Regions from separate parts of the Homo sapiens genome. Here region 1 is linked to region 2. Evidence: read pairs that join two places in POLR2A ChIA-PET (ENCODE). Cell type or tissue: CD4-positive, alpha-beta T cell. All regions are shown on one strand. Region 1 overlaps SH3KBP1 (SH3 domain containing kinase binding protein 1). Region 2 overlaps SH3KBP1 (SH3 domain containing kinase binding protein 1).

Region 1 (2,500 bases), 170 kb before region 2:
GTGTGAGAGAGAGAGAGAGACAGAGACTGAATTGCTTGAGAAAATTTGCATTTGAGTTCAGAAGTATGAGCCCACATCTGTGAAAGCAGTAGGTAAGAGACTAGTGAATGCAGATGACTCAGATATGCACACAAACCTGTGGATTTACGGTTTTAGAAAATACAAATATACATTGTGCTAAATTTGAATAATTTGAAGTGAGGTACAATTCCAAAGAGCAAGTTGTGATCTAGGACAAAGGAACCTCTGGGATGAGTGACAGCTCGGAGAGCCAGAGGTGGAAGGAGGAATGAAACACAGCTACTAAGGCTACCTGTGTCATGGGCCACCCTGGAGGCTGGGAGATCTCTTCTTATGGGTTTCTCTCCTATTTGTGTCTGTGTGCCTATCTGTATTCTCTATGTGAGTCTCTATGCTTGTGCATCAGTGTCTCTGTGTATGGGGGTTCTGTTTTTCTGTGTCTATGGGTCTGCCTCTCCCACTCGCTGTAAACGGGCTACCCCAGAAACACTTGCCAGATGGAGCACACTGGCCTGGGTCAATGCCACATATGGTTTCTTACAAGTTGCAGAAAGGTTACACTTAGCAAAAATGGGTGTGCCCCAAAGCCCCACACAGTGAACAGGTTTTCTCATGATCTTGTCACACCTGTCACAAGAGTGGGGGAAGATGAGGAGGAAGAGCCAGCTGGAAGTTTTAGAATCGTGTTTAATTTGTGGTTTACATCCTCCTCCCGACCCTTTTCCCTGACAAACCACCCACACACTTTTCACTTTGCATTACATTTGTCCTCGCCCATCTCCATGGGATATTCCTAGAATTCTGAATGCTTCCTTTGACTTTCTCTACTGCAGAAACTCTTCTCCCTGGGAATGATTTTTACAGCTCCAGTTAATTTTCATGTTCAATGTTGGAACGGAGAGGAAATGGGGGGAGCATGGGTGGTGACTCAGGAAGCTGAGGAAATCGCCCTTATTAGGCCTCGAATTTTCTTCTAAAAAAAAACAAAAAACAAAAACTGGCCCCAGGCTGTTTGGGCCTTATTTTTTTCTGATTGCTAGCTTTCATTTGACCTCCCTCCTTCCATTTCTTTCTCTCTTTGGTTCTGCTTTGAAGGTCACAAAGCTTCCCAAAGCTGTTAAAGGTGGTGCTAACTCCCTTTACTGAAAGATTACTCTTCAGCTGTACCAGTGGATTTCCCCTAACAGCGCTCCCAGAAGATGAACAGACTCTCTTATTGTTGGTAATAACTGAGTTTTTAAAGAGGACACCATCATTGGCAATAATTTAAATGACTTTTCTAAGGTATTTTCCCAACTGTTTTTCTCTTTTTCCTCTTCCACTTGAGCAAATGTCATGAATTTCCTTTTTTTTAAACCACCAACACAAGTATTTTTTTTCTTAAATAATGTGTATACTTAAAATTTGTAAAATGCAGGCAGGAACCAGAAAGATAATTCATTTTCTAGCCAGTCGTTTGTTGTAAGCCTGATATGTGTTTGTTATTTTTCTACAAAAATGGAATCATATGGTAGGTGGTGTTTTATAAGAAGTTTTTTTTTTTGTTTTAATTGTGGTGAAATACACAACAGAAAATTGTAACCAATTTTTTTTTTTTTTTTTTGAGACGGAGTTTCGCTTTTGTCGCCCAGGCAGGAGTGCCATGGCAGAATCTCAGCTCACTGCAACCTTTGCCTCCTGGGTTCAAGCAATTCTCCTGCCTCAGCCTCCTGAGTAGCTGGGATTACTGGTGCGCACCACCATGCCTGGCTAATTTCTGTAGTTTTAGTAGAGATGGGATTTCACCATGTTGGCCAGGCTGATCTTGAACTCCTGGCCTCAGGCGATCTGCCCGCTTTGGCCCCCCAAAGTGCTGGAATTACAGGCATGAGCCACCGTGCCCAGCTGTAACCAATTTTTAAGTGTAATACTAAGTTACTTAATTTTCTACAACATCAGTAATGTTTTTCAAGTTTTTTAAAGTTGCAGAACCCTTTCCTCAAAGACCAGAGAGCTTCAAGCAGAGCTGCACCACCATTGAGGCAGGAGTGGGGAGCCCAGGCTATATCTTGTCAATGTTGCAGTTTACGGTTACCCTCCCCATAGCTTTGAGGCCTCCTAGGGATCCTGGTCACACTCAGTAGCCAACTTTGAAAGCACATAGACCTACCTTATACTGCCCCAATTGTTAATAGCTTAGATTGCTCTAATTTTCTTATAAAGAAAAAATTTTGGACATACTTTAAATCCTCTTTGAAGCACATCTGTGATTACTTCCCTAGATAAGTCCTTATAAGTAGAGTTACTGGGTTTAGAATATGAGCGGTGTTGTTGTTTTTTTCTTTTTGGCCTATAATCCATATTGCCAACTGGTCTTCACCAAAGTGTGCCACATCAGACTCTCACAGTAATGTAGGAGAAGGCTCAACCCCCCATTCCCTGGGTAAAATAAACCTTAAAAATTCAGTATGTTAGCAAAAGAAATTATCAACAGGGTAAA
Region 2 (2,500 bases):
CATGGTTGCTGGTGAAGAACCCATGGTCCTTTAGTTGGTTGGTGCCAGAGTGTATCTTCTCTTCCTCCTGCCTCTCCTCTCCTGCTTGCTGCTTTCTCTTGTACAAAAGAGGAGGAAGAGTGGAAGGGAGGGGCAGGGGGAAGCTGGCCTCCTGTCAGATTGTCCTTCCTAGACCAAGAGAGGCCCAGATCCTTCCATCTGATCATGGGGTCTGGGCATGGAATCAAGGCATCACTTTCAGGGTGGGGCAGATGGAATGAAGGGGTGAGCCAAGGGGTGAACTGTGAGAGCATCTTAGGGAGAAACCAAATGCCAAGGCCTGGCTGACCACCCAATAGGCCATCAGTCTGAATGGGAGATGATGGATGTAGACCACTAGGCCAGAGGCTGAGGAAGGAAACTAGAGAAAGACTCTTCCAAGAGCAGATTCCCTAGGTCCCTGGGGATCTCCAGTGCGGGTGACAGGGCAGGCAGTTGCTGGGGACTCTATAGGGTACAGAGGTGCAGTTTAAGACACTGTCATCACCTAGAGCATAGCTTTAGCTGCACATTTCAAAGGTGTGGCTGTTCCTCTAGGGGCAGGGGAGAAAAGGGCAGAGTGGAGATCCCCATGTGTTTCTAGAGCTGCAAAGGGGTGCCCTAATCAGGAGCTGTCCATTTGTGTCCCCTCTCCAGCCTCACCCACAGACACCGCCAGAGAACTTAGTGGGATGTGTGGAGGAGGTCTCCCAAAGTCCAGAATTGCTGAAAATCAAGCTGAGACTTACTTCCAGAACCTCACCATATTCCTCTAACGAAGCCCTTTAAAGGTTACCCAGCCATCAGGGTACACTTCTGTTTGTGTTTGTTTGTTTTTACCAAATCACATCTCTGGGGCCAGAGCTCTGAAGGCAAACCAGCTCAAGAGGCAAAGTAGCAAACCAGATTCCTGCCAGGGGAACAGTTGAGCCAGCCAATGAGCCTTTTGCTTGGGAAGGGCCAGTCTTGCCAAGCAAAGGGCAGAGTCAGTTCTGAAATCCTTCACAGGAAACAAAGCTTGTCTTCCTGCCATTCTCATTCCAGAACGTTTATATCTATTTCCTTCCTGGTAATGTAAAGGTAAAAATCAAATCTAGCTAATATATCCTTTGAAGGATGGTGTCTGCATGTCTTGGTGCCAGCCAACAACCCCGCACACAAGCAGACACAGACGCATGTGCACTTAGGCCTGTGCTCCCTCCATATATGAAGACTATGGAAGGCATTCGGCTCTCCCAGAAATCAGAAAATGTGGGTTCATTGACTTTGTTACCATTATATTCATGTTGGTTCTTGTGAAATGAATTCCCGTAGTCTGGACATTGAGAAACGTAGAGTTCTGGGCCCTCTGGCTACCAACTAGCTGTTGAAACAGCCTTTCTGGGCCTCAGTGATCTCAGCTGCAGGGGGGACTCCTGTGATGACTTGCAGCTCTTAATATCCACTGTTTTTTTTTAGCACTTACCTGCAAATTGAGCAGGCTGAAGCCACCTGAGGTTGGAGCTGGAGCATTTTACCTTCACCATGGAGGGAGGGATAAAGAGAATAAACAGAACAAGTGCCTCTAGAAACTCAGGACTTAAATACTTGCCTGAGTTGAAAGGATGTTTTTGGGTGTGCACCTATAGGAGCTGGTTAATATCTTATTACTGTTAAACTCCACACAGGAAACCTTGACCTACTACTTAGCCCGGAGGACCCCAGCCCCATTTTCTTTATCCAGTCACAATGGGATGTTTGGAGGGAAATCAACTAAATGATCTCTTCATGTCTTTTTATTTGAGAATAGTGAACTCCTGTGATGAATTTTCTACTGTCACATTTTGCTGGAGAATCACCTGTTTTGCCTTCTCAGTTCACACTGCCTTGTCTTCCTGTTGCATTTAAAAAGAAATTTTTAATTTGTTTCATTTTTTTTTTTACTGAGACAGGGTTTCCCTCTGTTGCCCAGGCTAGAGTGCAGTGGCACGATCTCAGCTCACTGCAGCCTCTGCCTCCCGGGCTCAAGCAACCCTCCTGCCTCAGCCTCCCGAGTAGATGGGACCACAGGCATGCGCCACCACGCCGGACTGACTTTTTGCATTTTTTGTAGAGATGGGTTTTCACTGTGTTGCCCAGGCTGCTCTCAAACTCCTGAGTGCAGGCAATCTCCCTGCCTTGGTCTCCCAAAGTGCTGGGCCTGTTGCATTTTTTTTTTTTTTTTTTTTTTTTTGAGACGGAGTCTCGCCCACTGCAAGCTCCGCCTCCCGGGTTCACGCCATTCTCCTGCCTCAGCCTCCTGAGTAGCTGGGACTACAGGTGTCTGCCACCGCGCCCGGCTAATTTTTTGTATTTTTAGTAGAGACGGCGTTTCACCGTGGTTTCGATCTCCTGACCTCGTGATCTGCCCGCCTCTGCCTCCCAAAGTGCTGGGATTACAGGCGTGAGCCACCGCGCCTGGCGCCTGTTGCATTTTTTAAAAAACATTGTAGGCCCATGTGCA

What was found. ChIA-PET counts read pairs that join two places held together with the same protein. Peaks named below come from ENCODE experiments on the same cell type or tissue, not always from the same donor. Only the 100,000 strongest peaks of a DNase experiment are listed, where the experiment ranks them.
Region 1: POLR2A ChIA-PET joins it to region 2 with 6 read pairs; 2 of 35 experiments call an interaction of 5 or more read pairs at or near these places.

The regions. Positions count from the first base shown.
Region 1 is chrX:19,770,989-19,773,488 of GRCh38, reverse strand. All of the region lies in intron 2 of SH3KBP1 (SH3 domain containing kinase binding protein 1), which reads left to right. Among named protein-coding and RNA genes, the nearest start is that of SH3KBP1, 120 kb to the left of the region's middle. In CD4-positive, alpha-beta T cell, no CTCF peak of the experiment used is centred here; DNase peaks (open chromatin) are centred at 48 and 1,188; H3K27ac peaks cover 1,849 bases.
Region 2 is chrX:19,599,826-19,602,325 of GRCh38, reverse strand. All of the region lies in intron 9 of SH3KBP1 (SH3 domain containing kinase binding protein 1), which reads left to right. Among named protein-coding and RNA genes, the nearest start is that of MAP3K15, 86 kb to the right of the region's middle. In CD4-positive, alpha-beta T cell, no CTCF peak of the experiment used is centred here; no DNase peak of the experiment used is centred here.